Regions from separate parts of the Homo sapiens genome. Here regions 1, 2, 4 and 5 are each linked to region 3. A link is a contact called in ENCODE Hi-C or POLR2A ChIA-PET data. All regions are on one chromosome and are shown on one strand. The core of a region is the stretch at or near the end of the contact, and the rest is flanking DNA. Distances in the headings are between cores, read along the strand shown.

Region 1 (3,384 bases), core at 555-3,054, 2.7 Mb before region 3:
AATGTTCTTTACAATGAACTAAACTTGCTACCTTTCAGACCACACTACATCCACTTATGATTTCCAGAAAATACATACCTCCTTTGCACGCACTTCAATTACACAAAGACAAATTAATTTGATACTTCCAACCTTCTCTTACACACACACTACAATTCTGAAAGGAAACTGTCAAATTAAGACTGAGACAAACATATTCTGCTCTATCATCTTAAAATAGTGCGGTTAGAATTCCCAGTATTATACTGCAATTTACTTCCCTCGTTTTGAAATGTTACCATTACATCTTCCTTAAACTAAAAACAAAACATTAAGTTTACTATATACTTTATTAAACTTTTATAAAATACTAAAACTAGAGGAGAATTTGTAGAATATGAATGCCGTGATAAAAATCATTACACTTCGGCATTCTTCGGTCAAGAAGCCAATGTTAACTACGTAAACATTACTCCTTAACTAATGTTAACTAGAATAACCAATCATACGAGACTGCAGGTTTTAAACCTCTAGTGTTTCTCCCGCTTATTACCTCAAACTTATCTTCCTTCTCTCTTTTGTGTTGTCACGGTATATGGCAATTTCTGCTTTAAAATGTATGTATGCCTTAACCAGCCCTATGCGACTGCACATAACAAAAGACACGCTCCTGATCGGGTTTTAGAAAACCCACAGACCTGGGCACAAACCCCCGTTCCACGACCTACTAAACATACGCTATCTGAGCACAGGACATAGTTAAGAAAATTTTAAAAACAATTGAAAAAAGAATAAACATACAATGTCAGGAGAGTTTACTCATCTCCGTCTCTGCATCTACCTCCTAGGTTTCACTACCTACCTTCCAGTTTAGCCTTAGGATACGTACGCAAAACACCCGGTACATACATGGGTACTTTTCTTCCTTTTCGCATACTTTGAAGTGTGAAGTTTTCACTAACTACGTGCTCAAACGTCAGCTACATTCTATTCCTATCTGCAAAACCAATGTAATTAAATCTCAAGCGACCTTCTCAGACTCAAGTCTGAGACACGAACGAGCATTACCGTCTTTAAGTTTCTCTTTCCCGGACTTCCGGAGAAGGCTACCTCCGGAGAGAGGCGCCGGGAGGGTGAACAACCAGTGGCAGGGAGAGGCAGCTCGGCCCCACCGCCAACCTCAGAGGCGCGACGCCCGGCCCCATCCTCAACCCCACCGCTGCCCCCGCGGAAGGAAGCCACGTCCCCATTTCCGACCCCAAGTGAGGCTAGGAATTACGATGCACTTTTAAAAGGCACCTCGACTTGCAACACTTCGAGGGGGGCCCCAGCCCCGCAGCCACTGGGAACCGCGCGTCCGCTTCCCCCCAGCGCGCTCCCCACCCGGCCCGGCCACGAGTGGACTCCAGGCTGGCCGCCATGTTGCCGGAGTCGCCGCCGCACCCCGAGCGCGGCCCGCCCGCCCGACCGTGGCCCGAACCCGGGCCCCGCCCGCACGGCGAGGAGGCAGTGCGGCTCGGCTGGGCAGGGGAGGGCGGGAAGCCCACAGGGCCCGCGCCCACCTGGTGCCGGAGTGGTGACCAGCGGGAGGGACGTCACCGGCGCCGAGGTTACGTTGGAGATGGGCGCTAAAGTCGTCACGTTCGGGTGCTGGGTCGTGTTCTTGTCCGCGGACAGCACGCAGAGCACGCCCAGGCAGGTGGCGGCCCAAAGCAGTGAGCGGGAGAGCCGCGACATCGTGTCCTCAGCGCTGGCGTTCGGGAGAAAGCTAAGGCTCGCAACGCTCAGTCAACCCCTCAATCCCCTGCGGCGCCGCCTCCGAGACTACGCTCCCCCGCGGGAGCGCGCAGGGGTCACGTGAGAGGCCCCTGTTTTCGGCGTGCGGGGGCGAAGAGGAGGGAGGTGGGGCTCGGACGATACCAACGGGAATCCTACGGGGGGAAGCAGGGGAGTCGGGAGGAAGCCGAAGGAACCTGGCCCTCAAAGCGACTGTGCCACAGCCAAGAAAACTGGGAGCTTCTGCAAATCGTTCTTCTTGCCCTCAGATTACCAGACACGACGCAGCTGGACTTGTCTCATGCCTGCGATAGGGACGGCCCCCACCCTGACTTGCATGGAACAGTCGACATAATGTGGCCTACTGCTTCCACCTGAGCGCCCCGCCAGGCTGTAATTCCGCGGGCCCACGTGACCTCCGGGGCCGCGCCTTCCGGACGCAACTCCACTGGGGCGGAAGTTGGTTTTGTGCGGCTCTCAAGAACTAAGTTTGTGCTGTGCTGCGGGATCCCCAGGGAGCTTCCTTATATCTTCGGCAGGACCCCTTCTTTTTTTCTTGAAGATTGATTTTGCTAGAAGTTATCCTGTGATGGGACTCCCTAGGGGAATGGAGGCACCACGTGGTTAAGGAGTTTGTGCGTTGCCGCCCACATAGTGTGGGCAGCTGAGGCGCCGCCCGGATCAGAGCCGCAGGGCGTCTACTCTGTCACTTTCCCAACCTGACTTTTCCGGATTGCTATTTCAGACGGCGGTTGCAGCAGCCGACCTGTCTCAACTCCACCACTGTAGTCAGAGAATCAAAAGCGGTCTGAGTTGCGAGGTCATTGGGGAGGCCCCCACCCCCACATTACCAGTGAGGAAACTGAGACTTAAAAAAGTGACCTGACCTGGACACGGGATTGCCTGACATCAGAGCTGGATTCTTAAGTTCCTGTTAGTGTTAAGGCGCTGCTCAGACTTTTAGTAAAGGTGAGCGCCATCTACTGCCAAGTCTCACAAAATATTCGCAAAATTTGATACGGTTATCACATGGTAAAAATTAGACTTTAAAAGTTGTATTTAATGCTGTGTTTTCAGCTGTTGTACACTTATGTAATTTTAATTATGCAAAGTTATCCTAATAATATAGGAATATTAATTGCTTTCGTGAGGTCTGTCTTGATGTGCCACGATGACTTTTTTGATGTGCCAAAAAAGATGACTACATAGTGCTTTTACCTTTTTGCTCAAATAGAAAGATTTTATTTCCCCTTGGGATCTTTTCAGTGTCGTCCTTCTGTACCCTCAGGACTATGAACATTTGTTCCAATGACTACGCTAGTTGGAGTAGTGTTGCTTGGATGTAAACAAAAAGCTGATAGTTTTGACTGATCCAGCCCAGAAGCATGAGAATGCTGTCAGGGAAGTGAGCTCCCACCATAAGCCCTTCAGAGAAGTGTCTGCTCTTCTCTCAGGAGGCCTCTCTCTATATTTAACACTTGACTATCTGGCACCCAGACCAAATGAAAGCGCAAGGCAACTTTAATTTTTTTTTAAGGTTAAGAATGTAAATAGGGGCCGGACGCGGTGGCTCACGCCTGTAATGCCAGCACTTTGGGAGGCCAAGGCGGGTGGATCACCTGAGGTCCG
Region 2 (3,363 bases), core at 254-2,753, 3.0 Mb before region 3:
CTGTCTCCCTAGTAGTTGAATCTCTGCTGCAGAGTCCATCCCATCTCACTTCATTCTCTCCTTCAGCCATGACAATAGTTTTTCCTTTGCGGTCTTCAGTTACCTTTCAGCATGCCCCAAAAAAATTGCTTTGTATTTTTAAAATGAAAAATGTAAAAATAAAATCAGAGAAATCAAATCGTCATGAAAACACACATCTGGGTGACATTTGGAACCACTGGTGCCTTCAGCCGATCTACAAGCTAGGTCACCCTCTCACCCTCTCCTTGTACACGAAAGGGCAGTCTTCTTTCTGGAAAAACAAAGTTTGAAAGTTGCAACCTTGCAGCGCTGGCTTTGGTGGGCAGAGAATTTCGGGGAAGCGTTCTCCTCCGTCTCGCGGGGTCAGTGGATATCCTCACGTTGTGGAGCTGTCAAATCCGTGCTCTGCCCCAAAAGGCTGTTAACAGCTGAACGCCCTCCAGCCATTCGGGGCTTTTTTGTCTGTGCAGCCACCGGGTTCTCTCCGGCGTTCCCACCCCGCCCCTTCTCCGACACCAGTCCCCGCCCTCCGCAGCTCCTCCCAGCGCCTCAGCAGCCGGCCGGCGCCGGCAGGGAAGGCTCGCCGAACCCTGGCCCACTGGCCGCAGCGGCCGGAGGCTTGGGCGCTGTCGGAGGGCGGCAGTCTCGGGCAGCCGTAGTCTCGGCGGGCGGCGGTGAAAAAAAGCGTCCCCCAGCCCCGCCAATTCGGCACCCCCGGGAAGACGCTACTTCTCCGATCCCTGAGCCCTCGCCCACCACCGCCGAGCCAGAGGGCACAGGGCGGCCCTGGCAATCCTCGAGCGCCAGGCTGGGCCGCGGAGCTGGCGGGGCGGCGGGGCCCGAGGCGCAAAGCCCGCCCTTCGCCCAGCCCCATCGGTGGGGATCAGCCCAGAGGGCGGGAGCAGGGAGTGGAGACGGGGTCCTCACCCCCAGCCCCTCCCCTTTCTCCGCCCGGCACAAACCGGGAGCCGCCCCGGCCCCAGCGCCTTCTTCCCCGCCCAGGCAGACGCGACCCGCCGAGGCAAAGCCTTAGGAAAAAGCCCCGCCCTCTGGCAGGCTACCCTCCGGACCCCAAGTGCGCCGCGCGCGGCTGCCAGCCACTGCCGGCTGCTACGCATGCGTGACTGCGAACTGGGCCAAGCGCCCCCGGAGGCGCTAAGCTTGCGCCCTGAGGCGGTTTCCGTTCCCGGACGTTTGGACTCTGTCCTGGAGAAGGGGAAGGAAAAAGTAAGACGTAGAAGTACACTGAGACTTCGTCACACATAAAACAAGCACGACAAAGAAAGAGGGCGCGAAGGGACTCCTGGAAGAAATTGAGTCTACATTTAAGATCACCCTAAAAGTAGTGACGGCCTCTTCATTACTCCAAACCCCAGATTTAAGTCGGTAGGACGTCTTCGCGTTGACTTGTGGGGAATGTAGTTTCGATGCTGCCGGCGCGTTTTGTTTGCGACAGAAACTACAACCCCCAGGGGCCACCGCGACGTTGCCTGTGGGTGCCCGCGAACCAACGGTTAGCGGTGGCAGGGGCTGACTGAGAGCGTCTGCTTGGTAAGCACTGTAAGCTGGGTTGTCACCTTTCCTTGACAGGGTTTTTCCTTCCTCCATTTCCTCTGGGATTTTGGAGACAAAGCCATCTAGGGTGGCCTCCCTTAGTCCAAGGACTTTTTCCAGTGACTTGCGTGGGAAGGACTAGTCCAGCTGCCCAAGCGCGGGGTGTGGTGGGTGAGGCAAGGATTTGGGATCCTGATCCCAAGGGTCGCAGGGAGCGGCCTAAGTAAGGCCAAGAAGGAAGGATGCTGTGGAAACTGGAGCTTCGCGCTGCTGCCTCTGATTCCGCCCTTTTTTGTGGACACACGCGGGGTGGATTTGGGATCTCCGCGCATTTGCACCTTTGTTTGCCTTTGCTTAGGGATGTTCTGGGCTTTATTTGCTCAGTCAAATGAAATCCTAGGCAGGGCTTTGAAAGCAAGTTGTCAAATCCATCTCGTAAAAGAATCCCCAGTATTCCTAGATAGGAATTCTTGCAGGCTTTAAGGATACAGCAGGAAAAAGAAAGCAAAACCGTAAAAGTCTCCAAAACTTAGTCGACTTTTTCAAAAGATTCAGTCATTTGCTTAAAATTAGTTTGCTTTTAAAAAGTTATTATTTGAGAAAAGTCGAGGTTTGAACGGCCATCAGTGGACTGATAATCGGTGTAGATTTTAATTCTTTACATTGCAGAATTGCATTGCACTAAATTCTAAAAATTTCGTCTTGCTAGGCACTGAGTATACAACAATGAAAAAGACAGTCTTACTAGTTAGAGGAACTAGTTGTTAGACATACGGTTACAATAATACATGATATCACTGGGATGTCTAGAAGGAGATGACTTAGCCCAATCTTGGAAAGTCAGGGAAATCTTCATCCCAGGGGAAATGAAGACCAAAAGAACAGCATATGCTAAGGCCCAGAGTGAGAGATAGGGTACTTTCAGGAAACGTCAGTAAGCCAAATCATGCATACTTGGCGGTGTGGGGTGGGACGGGAAGGGTGCTTTTTGTGTATTGATGCACTTAGAAGCTACAAAGAGACAGGTATTGTGAATTCTTTACATCGTTTCTGTAAGTGAGCTATTTTTGAATAGATGCATAGTTCTGATGAATTGGTCTAATTTCAAAAGCCTTGTTACATTCTGACACTTCTAGTTTGAATCTGAATTTTAAAAAGGGAATAACTTATGAGTGTGATTGAAAAAGCAAAACAAAAACCATTCCGTTTTCATCTCCTTTTTGGGATCTTCATTCTCTATCCAGCCCATAAAGGGTCGGGTAGTTTCTTAAGGCTGGGTGCCTTTTTATGCCGTAGTTAAATATGATCTCATGTATACCCATGGCTTCACCAACACCTATGACTCTCAAATGAATAGCTCCATTCAGCTTCACCTCTCAGCTTTCACAATATCTCTTGGATATTTCTTCTTGGATATCTCAAAAGCATCTCAAACTCAACATACCTAAAACCAAATGCATAGTTATCTCTTATGAATCTAATTCTTTTTCAGTGTTCCTTATTTCAGCAAAGGACACTACTATCCATCTACTTGTGAAAATTTGAAAGCTAAACATTATTCTTTATTTCTTCTTGCCCTTCATACTTCTATGGCCAAATTATTATGAAGTTCTGCCAACCTTATCTCTCAAAATATCCTTCAAATATATTTTTCTCTCCACCTGTCTTCAAACTGCGATAATCTCTCAAGACCACTACAGTAGCAATTATTCACAATGACCCTCCTCCATTAGTTCTCCATTATATCTGCCAGAATGATTTTTTGAAACTGCAGATTTGATCAGATTT
Region 3 (3,730 bases), core at 329-2,828:
GACTAATCAGCTTTCTCTGAAGATAACTGCTCACACACCCAGCCAACTATTTTAAACTAGAACTGATGTTCCTATTGGATTAAAGCCTGACACGAAGTATGTATTTTTCAGTTTAAGCACAGGACAGTTAGTTTTATGAAGTATTTTGAAAATGCATGAACTTAATGATTTAATATTAAAAGCTTATGGAGATATCCTAAACGGCAACTTAAATTACTCTTCCAGATAAAACATATATGGTACTTACATATACTCTTTATTAAATAAACAAAAACAATCCAACAACTGCTTGTCACCTTTTTAAGTATATTTTTATACTTACAGCATATATGTAAACAATATATTTTTCTTTCAAAAGTTAGTTATTACAGGATGCATTAACAAGATGCCCTCTGGGAAAATTTCAGCTTTCTTTTAATGAAACTTATTTCAAGGTTAAGTTAAAAGAAGTCACACTAAAGGGAAATCTGTTGTCTTCTTCGGGAAAATGATATAAGAATATTAATAATCTAATAGAATAAATATGCTTTCAATAATGAAACAAAAAAACACAACTTCGCAGCTGGCTATTTTTATTGTCCTTTGAAGAATTCTCTCCCAAGCTACTGAAACTTAAAGTATCACACTGTGACAGACTTTAATCCCATCTTACCTGGTGTCCACATTTCTAAAGAAGCTGCTTATTGCCTCATCATAAATTCCTTTCTAAAAAGAAAAACATATGTTAATAGCATTTAGGTTTTGCTTCTCGCCCAAATCAAGTTCTTTCAATTTTAATTACATAATACTGTAATGGCTAGGATGAGACTCTGATAAGAAAAACCAAGTATCACAAAATGCGGAGCCTGACTCTTCCCAATCTCCTTAGAAGAGTAAATGCCAGATCTACAGATAAAAAGTTCAGCAGGGGGTGCTAAAGAAAGGATTTCACCCATAGGACTGTAGGACAGGTCCATCAAATGAGCGTTCTCTGGATTCTTCGTAATCTTTTTAAAAGCTGACTGGTTAAATTAAGGAATACAATAACCACACGTGTTATCTATTTTACAAAGTACTTTCCCATATACAAATCTCACTGTTCTGCACACGAACACCAATAAAGAGGAGACCCTGAGAATCAGGAAAAACGTTAAGACTAAGGTCGCTGGCCAGTGTTCTTTTAGTTTAGTGTGTGTCTGACGCAACATGTTTAAAAACCAGTACGTTCTTTACTGGGAAGATCCCATGCATCTTAAACGGGTCAGATGAAAGCTCAAGTCGATTATTTCCTGCGTATGGGCTGGAAGACCTAGCTGACAGGCGAGGGGGCTCGCGGCGGCGGGCGGGTACCTGGTTGACCGCGGCGTGCTCCCTTAGTGCCAGGTCCCAGAAGCAGCAGCCGATCTGGTTTCCGCACTGGCCGACTGCGACCGGAGGAGAGGAAGGAAAGAGAATAGGACATTAAGCAGGAAACATGGCCGCTGGATTCCGCGGCGACCAGGTCTCTACCCGCCCGGCGTAGCTTACCCTGTACGACCACCGACTGGGTCATGGTGGTGCGCCGCCGGCTCCGGGAGCTTGCTAGCCCGCGGCCGCTTCTGCATTCCCCCAGCAACGGCGCTCTGCTAGAGAGCTGCCGTAAGTCACGCTACTGCCGCAAGCCTCTGCCGTCGCTAAGCACGTCTGTAGGTTCAGGCTAAGGTTTTCCGTCAGAAGGCCGCGCAAGTGCACTTGCGTGTCACCGTTACCGTAGCGACTGGGCTTCTGGACTGTATATCCTAGCTGCCTTGTCAACATCTTCGAGCATCGGCAGCTCCGGAGGCCGGGGTAACTGGCAGGTAACTAGGCTTTGGAGTGGTATTTTAAAATATGTGTCGTTAAGCTGTTCGTGGGCTATCAGAGGTTTAATTTTTGTTCACAGCCTCAACACCCGGGGCGGTGGATCAGTCCGTTTATTCAGATTCCACGGGACGCTGCGTTGGCATCTCTGTTCAACAAGCCCTTTATTCTAATAGAAAATGAACAATGGCGTTGAGCAAAGAGAAACCCCAGAGAAATAGTCATGTCAGGGCACAATTGAAACTAGATGGTTATACGCTTTGACAAAAATGGCAAAGCTAAGGTCACAGACCCAACCAGTATTTGTTGAACGCTGTATACTCCCCAAATTAACTTGTAGGCTCGCTGGGAAGATTAGAAAGAAATTAAGGCATAGATCCAGTTCCAAGAAGCTTACAATCTAATTGAAGACATACACGCGAAATACTTAAAGAATTGTGTGGCGTTGACTATAAGTGCAATAGGATTCAGTGGTTGAGGATGTAGATGAGTATGTAGAAGTCTGATAGAAGACACGAGATTAACACTAGGCATTTAGATGGGTATTTAGATGGGATAGGCAGGAGAAGATTAAAAAGTTAGGCATTATGACAATTACCAACTACTTAAAATTGTCAAACATTAAAATATGTAAACTTCTATTGATCAAATTAGACCAGATTTTAATTAAGAACTCAAGTACTTCTTTAATGAAATTAATATTTTCCACAAAAATTCTGAAGAACTACGAAACTCTAAGAAGTCTTCTTTGTTTAATAAAAAGTTATATGGTATGTGCTATGAATATGTGCTAATATGAACTGTAATATTCAATGGATTAGAACACTTTATTGTCCCACCAAGACACGTAGTAGTTACTATTAAATTTCTCTGGTAGCCGGTAGGTTTAAAGTTGCAATGGATTTTATATCTTTTGGTAATAGGCAGCTTTCGGTCAGTAAATTTTTGTAGGCTGGATTTATTCTTAACTTCTTACTGAGTATGGGGTCAGTGGTAGAGGTAAAGTTGGGCATTTTAGGTCTTGATGCTAAAGTCCCAACGTCTGGGGCTTCCAAAATTTGCAAGTCTTGGTCCAGTTTGTAGGCAGTGATGTGAATAGGTCTGTATCAGTGTGTTATCAGTGCTAGGTGAGATGATACACTGGCCTTTGCAGAGCCCTACCCTTCATGCAGTCCCAGTCATTATTCCCCACACAGGAAAGAAAAGTCCTAACACATCTTATTAATAACTTCAGTCTCTAGAGAATCAGACTGAGAGACAGTTCTGCTTAAGAGCCAAGCAAGGTAGAGCCTCACATGCCAGCCACTCCAAAACTTCCGTATATGCAAACCCGGGTGAGCCAAGTTGAGATCGGTTGAACCGCAGCGGGCTATTCAGAATATTATAAGCAAGAGAAATGTTTTTGGTTGAAATTACTGAAATTTTGGGGTGCAGTTTTATTGTAGTGATAGCTGACCAACATACAGAGCAAATAGAGTGAACAGAATTCCACATGCTGAAAATGAAAAAGAAAAAAATTATTGGGAATCCTATGGACTCCTAAAATTGAAGGAAGGAAGACAAGGATGGAAGGGAGAGAGGGAGGGAAGGGGGAGAGGAAGGAAGGAACGATGTAAAAGATGGATAAAGTACAAGACCTTGGGGTAAAACCTAGCCTAAGAGGGGAGAAAAGAAAATTCATCATATCTACTTTGTGCTGAAGAAGAACTTAAGAATATGAATGCAATAAAACAGGAACTTAAAGACAAGATACTAAAATAATAAGACTCAAGCTCTATGAGGGCTGAGTCTTGTTGTTTTATCCACTACTAGGGATAGTACCTTGCATATAGTAGATAGTAAATAAATATTTGATGAATAAATGAAATAAAATGGAGATAAAAGAACTAAGGAAATTAACTGAAGACAACAA
Region 4 (3,301 bases), core at 475-2,974, 2.6 Mb before region 3:
AGGAAGCCTTTCTTCCTCTGATCCTCAAAACTGGCCAGCACAGTGTCACTGTGAGCGTCTGAGTGTACAACAAGCTGCCCAGAAGGCTCTGGCGATGTTTCTGCCATTTTCTTCAGAAGCCACTAAGGGTTAAATCTGAAATAAGAAAACAAGGTTTAAAAAGGAGAAAGCACTGTCTAAAAGGTTAATGCCAGCCCACATGAACTTCCTATTCACTTCACATCATTAACTGAATTTTACCATTACCATTTTTGTCTGTCTACAAACTTAGCTCTGGGCCCGGGCGCAGTGGCCTCACGCCTGTAATCCCAGCACTTTGGGAGGCCGAGGCCGACGGATCACTTGAGACCAGCCTGGGCAACATGGAGAGAATTCATCTATACAAAAAATACAAAAATTAGCCTGGCGTGGTGGCGCCCGCCTGTGGTCCCAGCTACTCAGGAGGCTGCGGCAGGAGCATCACCTGAGCCTGGGAGTTCGAGGTTGCCGTGAGCCGTGATCGTGCCACTGCACTCCAGCCTGGGCGACAGAACGAGACCACCACCTCAAAAAACAAAAACAAAACAACTTAGCTCGCGGTTTTTTTTTTTTGAGACGGAGTCTCGCTCTATCGCCCAGGCTGGAGTGCAGTGGCGCAATCTCGGCTCACTGCAACCTCCGCCTCCCAGGTTCAAGCAATTCTCTCCCTCAGCCTCCTGCCGCACATTAACTAGCTGAGTGACTCTCCAGTATTCATGGAACGGTTCAGGGTCTACCTTCTATAAAATGAAGGAATGGGATTAACCATCTCCAAAATCCTCCGCAAGCACGAACTTTCTATGGTTGCACAACTATTTCAGGGAGAACGAAGCTGCCTCCATCTCCCAGATTATTAGCCATTTCGTATGTGGGAACCAATGTGAAGAGTGAAGAAATGTGCACGTGCAAAGTGAATGTGAGGTAGCTGCAATAAAATACTAATAACTTAAGCTGCGTGGGGCCGCCAGACACACTAGGGGCGGCGCGGAGCCCCCCGCAGCCCCGGGTGGTCCCAGCAGGGAGAGGTGGCGCGGAAAGACCCCCACCTCCCCGCCCAGGCCCCGCGGGCCCGACTGGGGAGCACACGGCGGGGGAGGGGTCGGCGCGGCAGACCTACCGCTCAGGGGCGCCCGGTGGGGTCCGGGTCGCTGCCAACTCACCCGGCGGCCTGGCGGGAGACCCACGCCGGGGCCCGCTGGCCCTCCGCTCCGCCCCGCCCGCCTCTGGGGCTTCTGCGCCGCACCGGTTTCTGCTCCTGCGCCGCCGCCGCAGCCACAGCCACAGCCAACCCGGAAGCGCGGCGCCAAGAGCCGCTTGCGCGCGGACGCCGAACCACGTGGCCCGCAGAGGCGCCCCTGGAGGTGGGGGCCACGAGAGCGGCGGGGAGGGGAAGGGAGGTGAGGGGCGGGGCGGGGCGAGATGGCGGGGCGGGGCGGGGCGGGGCAAGGCGGGGCAAGGCAGGGCAAGGCGGGGCGCGAAGGCAGTTCAAGGGTTGGGGCGTGGCAGGGGAGGGGAGGGGCAAGGCGGGGCGAGAATGCAGGCCTGGGGTCGGGGGAGCCGCGGCGGGGCGGGGCAGGGCGGGGCGAGATGGCAGGCCCGGGGCTTTGGGGCCGGGGCCGGGGCCGGGGCCGGGGCAGGGCGGGGAGGGGCGCGGCTTCGGAGGAGGGACAGTGGCCGGGGCGGGGCGCGGCCAGGGGCGGGGCGGTGTCGGCGCCCGAGGTCCTGCGTGTGGCACTGCCGGGGAGCCCAGGCAGGAGCGACTTTTGCGGTGAATTGGGGGCAATGGACAGGAGAGGCGTTGTGACCCCTCCCTTTGGGAAGTTTTATATCGTATTAAACTGTTAGCTCAACGCCAATACCTTAATTTTATCTCTTCTCCGACACCGAATCTGGTGTTGTTCTTGAATGTATAAAGGCATGAAATCCCCCTTACCGTCATCATCATTGTCATCATCATCACCATCGTCATTATCTAGTGCTAATATAATAACTATTACTTACCTCCTAAATGTTTTTCACATCTGCCTCCTTTTCCTCCCCACTCCTGATGCCTTAGTCTAAGGGAATGAAGAGAGCACTGCAGTCAGAGAAACCTGGGTTCTGAGAGATCTTGGGCAAATTACTTACCCTCACAACTTCTTTACCTTACCTGTAAAATGGAGATGTTAACACTAGTGCCACTTTGGTAGGGTTGCTATTGCATAAACAAAATTAAGTATGTAATGGGCTTAGGAAATGCCTGGTTTAATTCGTCTGCTGTGATTAAAATGATCATTATTATTCAAACTTTCATCATCTTTGTTCAATAGACTGTTTCTAACTGGTCTCAGCTGCAGCGTTGTTCTCTTTAATTCGCAGAAGTACAGAGGATTTCTCCAAGTACATATGAGATCCAGAGACTAGAGTCACTCCTTGGCTTAGAATCCATGTGGCTCCCACATGCCCTCTGGATAAAGTCCAGGCTTCTTAATGTGGTCTACAAGCCCCATCCAGATCTACTCCCCACCTGCTTCCATCCATTTATTTCAGCATTTTCTCTCTCTTAGCCAATACCTAATTACTTATTTTTCTGCCCATTTCCAGATTCCCAACATGCCATCTATAGCCTCCCTGATCTTGAACCGGAGGTGTAATTAGCAACCTGGCTCTTACATTTTTACTAGATTTTATTAAAACTAGCTCAAGCCACACATGCTCCTTCTCTGAGGTTTCCCTTTCATATTGAATTGTCTCTAAGTCCTCTGGATTTGTGGGGGTACAAGTGGGATGGGGAGCGCTCCCTGACTTCTGCATACCAGCAGGAAGTTAGCTACCTCATTGTTTCTTGCTGCTACGAGGGTTGCAGTCAAATCACTGTCCCTCCAGAGGTCCTCAACGGCATAAGAAGACTCAGTGCCAAGGTAAGCCAGGTACTTCCATTTCCTCATTCAATCATTGCTCACTGGAGCATAATCCTGCGAGGAAAGACTGAGTCTGGAGGATCTTCCAGCATCAGCCACCCACAACACAGACTAGCCCTTTCTTCAAGGCAATTTTGTTTTGGATCCATACTGACTTTTTCAAAACTTTTGTTCTTGTTAAGGCCAGCCGGTCTACCCCTAACAGGTCTTCTTAAATTTAAATCTTGCAGAACAGGATTTGGGGTGTCATACATTCATCTAACAGATATTTATCGAGTGTCTACTAAGAGCCAGACATTGGCGTCAGGTGTTGGGGATACAGCAACTAACAAGGCCTTTGCTCTCATGAAGCTTACATTCTACTAAGGGGAGACAGGACAAAT
Region 5 (3,388 bases), core at 549-3,048, 2.4 Mb before region 3:
CGACTTTTTGCCTAAGGGCTTTCTCTGGCTGCCAGAACCTACTCTCCCTGAACACAGGGTAGACTGGAAGTTCTAGGGCATCAATGTTCTGCCCTATCAGGCTTCATCCAATAACTGATGGAAGTTGGCGAATAAATACTCCAGCTTCCTTGCCCCTCAAGAGGGGATAACTGAGACATGCCTCCCAGTATTCCCTAGTGAATTCAGCCCACAGAGAAATTTCTCTGGTAATATTTCCTTTATTAGTTTTCTTCCCCTCCCTGCTGCTGTTTCCTGGGATTACGTCTCATATAAACAACCTGCCTTCAAAGTTTTGTCTTAGGATCTGATTCCGGGTGAAATAAACTAAGATAAAGTTAAAATGGAAGTGCTAAACTATAATAATTGAAAACTAGAATCCTTCAGGTATTTTAAGAGTTGCTATCCTAGATAAAAACACTGTGCAAACATTTAACTAATATTCAGAAGAGTTGGTTTCATTATGAAACAGAACACAGCTAACTATTTTTCCCAGTTAAAAGATCCAAGTCCAAAATGCCAGAACGGACACGGCCATCCTTCTAGTTCTTAATAAAAGGAGTACCAAACTACAGGGGGAAAGAAGCGCAAAATAACATAGACTTAAGTATTTCTTTACAATTTTTGTAATTTCTCAAATTTTAATTTACAATATGATCTTTGGTATTACATGAATGTTATCTGGGTATGCTATAATTCTATAATTTTTTTTTAAAGTTTCCTTACACTTAGCAGTTGAGAAGCCCTCTAGCAGAGGTTTCTGAGGTTTAGAGGTTTCCTGGGAAACCTAGAATTGCCGCCTAAGATAGGATAGCTGCCTCTCCCCTACATCTTATACTCTTGCAGTAGGTGTTCAGTAAATATTTGTGGAATAAATACTTCAGTCGTTGAAAGGAGACGTGGTTTTAAAAAGTGGATTTACAAAGAGACCGTTTTGCAAGAAAAGAAGCTGGTCTGGGGGTCCCCGCAGGAGGCGGGGTTCCGTGCAACAGATACCAAGATGCCTCCAGGGCGGACCACGACCCAGCGGGCCGCCGGAAGGCTCCTTACCTGGCCGCAGCCGGACCCTCCTCAGGGAAGCAACTGCCTCCAGGGACTCCGCGGGGCTGTCGGGCGGTTGCCGGGGAGACCTCTGGCCGCCACGCACCTGCTGCTTGGTGGGGCGGGGCCTCGAGAGGCGGGGCTGTAGTTCTTTGTCATTTCTTTTCCAATTCGAAATAGTCACTTTTGTACCTAATTTGGCATTTATAATTATAATACACTCATTTTCACAACTATGGAAGAGAGGGTACGCGCATGCCCATTTATGTCGCACACATGAAATGAAGAAACCTCATTTCAAGCGCGGCTCCGCCACACTGCGCTAGTCTCTGTCGACAACTTCAAGTGGCTAGCCTCACGCACAAACGTGTGGCAAAGCCACACTTTCCAGCTTTAGGTGATTTTAAAACAATTTCTTGGGCCACACAGCGTAGGTACAACATGGATTAGAGGTGAGGGGAAAACTGACACTCAGTGAAGGACCGTCAGAGGGCCGGCTTCCAGGAAAATGGGCCGCAGCAGGCAGGGAAAACACAAGGATCTATCCTGCAACTCGGAGAACCCTTTTCAAAAGAAGCTACCCAATCCCAAACCTTCCGCTTTTTTCCAAAGAGAGGGAGGAGATAAATAGACTCAATTAATCCGTCGACTTTTTCTCCGCCCATGTTTTCCTCCAATCCTTACCAAAGATGGTGCCCTTCGCTTCCTCTCTCGGCAGCACGCAGGTCCCGGGAGCCTCTACCCGACCTCTCTATGATACGTCCTCCAGCCCCGCTCCCGACGTGAGGGGCGGGGCTTGCCTGGAGGCGGGGCGCAGGGATCCGGAAACACCTGATCATCTATAGGTTTAGTGCCTAATGGGTGTTGTTCCTGGCTGGACTTGATGTCCAGGGCCTGAGGGGTTTTCTCGCCGAGTCTCCTGGGGCGGTCCGGAGGCTCGTGCCCTGTTGTGGGGCCCCCATTTGCCGCCGCCATGCCCACGGCCGCCGCCCCCATCATCAGCTCGGTCCAGAAGCTGGTTCTGTATGAGACTAGAGCTGTGAGTACCCCCTCGCGGCGGGGCGCAGGCGGGAGGATGGATGTCTGCCGGTGGGTGTGGGGCCGTAGGACAGAGGCTGTACTCTGCCTCCTCCTCCTTCCTCTCCAGTTCCCAAATCCCTGTCAAACACAGCCTTGGGGTAAGCTAGCTCCCTTGAGCTGTGCCTGGGCGCCTTTCCCCTATTTTGGTACCCTGGACATTGCAGCATTTGCAGGTCCACTTACAAGCCATGGCTGGAACACGCTGGAAACAGGTGCTTGTGGTACCTCAGGAACTGTTCATGAGGTTCTCTGTACGAGTTACTGGATTCTTTTCAGCTTTCAGAAAGTCTGTTAAAGTTCTAGAGTTCACAAGTTACAGTACAGGCAGGGGTATGAAAAAAATTTGAACTATGACTTGTAACTTATTTTTTCCTATTCCATGGTATACCATCACTGCGATTCATGTGAATTACACTTCTATTGGTGAACTTTTTGGTTCTCTTTTTTTCTTATTTGAAAGGAAAGGAAAACTTACTTTGTTTAAAGACAGATAATTTGTTTGGATAACATCTTGCTTTTCACTTGACTTTTTTCAACATAACATTTACTTTTAAAATTTTATTACTTTGAATGGCCATGTAAATAGTGAATAAGCAGATCAGTTTGTATTTCGATTACCAGTTCCTCAATTAAGGGAGAATGGTGTTTATATAACTTCATACTTGGTCCTTTCTGTGGGTGGAAAGCAAAGTTGGTACAGTATAGCTCTTCTAAATTGGGGTGCCACAGTGATATTAGGGACTGTGTTTAATATTACCCATTTCATGCTAACAAGATTGCATATGCCAGATATTTTCATAATGCTCTTCACTATGTTATAGAGTGCTTTATAAACTGTTTCTCTGAAACTTGGGTTGTCTCCATTAGAGGAGTATGAGAAGGCATTTAACAGTTTCTCAGTTATAACGTAGTCCTAATAGCACAATAACCTCTCCCTCAGGTTAACATGAGTAGAGAATTGTGGACCTTAAATTAATTTTGCTGACAACTTTGATTAGATCTAGAGCAGAAAATGACATTATCAAATATACTGTATTTGCAAGTATTTTCAGTTCTCTAATGAGACCCATAAAGAAGTATCATTTGTCATTGAAATGAAACCTATTTTCTGTAAAATATGCTGCTAAATTTCCCTCATTAGAAACATAAATAACTTTTTTTTTTTTCCCTTTGAGACAGAGTCTTGCTCTGTCACCCAGGCCGGAGTGCAGTGGTGCTATCTCGGCTCACTCACTGCAACCTCTGCTTC

Evidence for each region. Hi-C counts contacts between places; a loop is a spot of excess contacts on that map. ChIA-PET counts read pairs that join two places held with the same protein, here RNA polymerase II (POLR2A). Pooled maps may share reads with other maps.
Region 1: a loop to region 3 is called in a map of naive thymus-derived CD4-positive, alpha-beta T cell, with 29 times the contacts of the local background. The contact joins the promoter of CD164 here to the promoter of TUBE1 in region 3. A Hi-C loop is called at or near these places in 3 of 168 maps with a recorded cell type or tissue (CD4-positive, alpha-beta memory T cell and naive thymus-derived CD4-positive, alpha-beta T cell) and 8 of 50 pooled maps.
Region 2: a map of CD8-positive, alpha-beta T cell shows a loop between it and region 3 (20-fold over the local background). The contact joins the promoter of CEP57L1 here to the promoter of TUBE1 in region 3. A Hi-C loop is called at or near these places in 2 of 168 maps with a recorded cell type or tissue (CD8-positive, alpha-beta T cell and naive thymus-derived CD4-positive, alpha-beta T cell) and 10 of 50 pooled maps. POLR2A ChIA-PET finds 5 or more read pairs at or near these places in 2 of 52 experiments (T-cell and endothelial cell of umbilical vein).
Region 4: a pooled map shows a loop between it and region 3 (11-fold over the local background). The contact joins the promoter of ZBTB24-DT here to the promoter of TUBE1 in region 3. A Hi-C loop is called at or near these places in 5 of 50 pooled maps. POLR2A ChIA-PET finds 5 or more read pairs at or near these places in 2 of 52 experiments (A549 and activated CD4-positive, alpha-beta T cell).
Region 5: a map of CD8-positive, alpha-beta T cell shows a loop between it and region 3 (29-fold over the local background). The contact joins the promoter of AK9 here to the promoter of TUBE1 in region 3. A Hi-C loop is called at or near these places in 1 of 168 maps with a recorded cell type or tissue (CD8-positive, alpha-beta T cell) and 7 of 50 pooled maps. POLR2A ChIA-PET finds 5 or more read pairs at or near these places in 1 of 52 experiments (A549).

What each region holds. Positions count from the first base shown.
Region 1 is chr6:109,380,663-109,384,046 of GRCh38, forward strand. CD164 (CD164 molecule) reads right to left here and starts at 1,805. Exons shown (of 6, transcript NM_006016.6): 1 at 1,542-1,805. The coding sequence starts at 1,716. RefSeq lists a silencer at 1,263-1,542 and enhancers at 1,698-2,207, 1,763-2,112, 2,193-2,422.
Region 2 is chr6:109,094,004-109,097,366 of GRCh38, forward strand. It overlaps CEP57L1 (centrosomal protein 57 like 1), which reads left to right and starts at 1,504. Exons shown (of 11, transcript NM_001271852.3): 1 at 1,504-1,572. SESN1 (sestrin 1) reads right to left here and starts at 843. Exons shown (of 10, transcript NM_014454.3): 1 at 1-843. The coding sequence starts at 70. RefSeq lists enhancers at 211-360, 1,231-1,490 and a silencer at 471-1,170.
Region 3 is chr6:112,085,904-112,089,633 of GRCh38, forward strand. TUBE1 (tubulin epsilon 1) reads right to left here and starts at 1,579. Exons shown (of 12, transcript NM_016262.5): 1 at 1,507-1,579; 2 at 1,330-1,403; 3 at 653-705. The coding sequence starts at 1,531. FAM229B (family with sequence similarity 229 member B) reads left to right here and starts at 1,688. Exons shown (of 4, transcript NM_001033564.3): 1 at 1,688-1,817. RefSeq lists enhancers at 1,109-1,158, 1,293-1,824, 1,559-1,748.
Region 4 is chr6:109,481,920-109,485,220 of GRCh38, forward strand. It overlaps ZBTB24-DT (ZBTB24 divergent transcript), which reads left to right and starts at 1,725. Exons shown (of 4, transcript NR_187591.1): 1 at 1,725-2,918. ZBTB24 (zinc finger and BTB domain containing 24) reads right to left here and starts at 1,300. Exons shown (of 7, transcript NM_014797.3): 1 at 1,179-1,300; 2 at 1-135. The coding sequence starts at 107. RefSeq lists silencers at 991-1,280, 1,361-1,800.
Region 5 is chr6:109,689,404-109,692,791 of GRCh38, forward strand. It overlaps AK9 (adenylate kinase 9), which reads right to left and starts at 1,799. Exons shown (of 41, transcript NM_001145128.3): 1 at 1,744-1,799. FIG4 (FIG4 phosphoinositide 5-phosphatase) reads left to right here and starts at 1,893. Exons shown (of 23, transcript NM_014845.6): 1 at 1,893-2,098. The coding sequence starts at 2,033. RefSeq lists an enhancer at 1,377-1,846.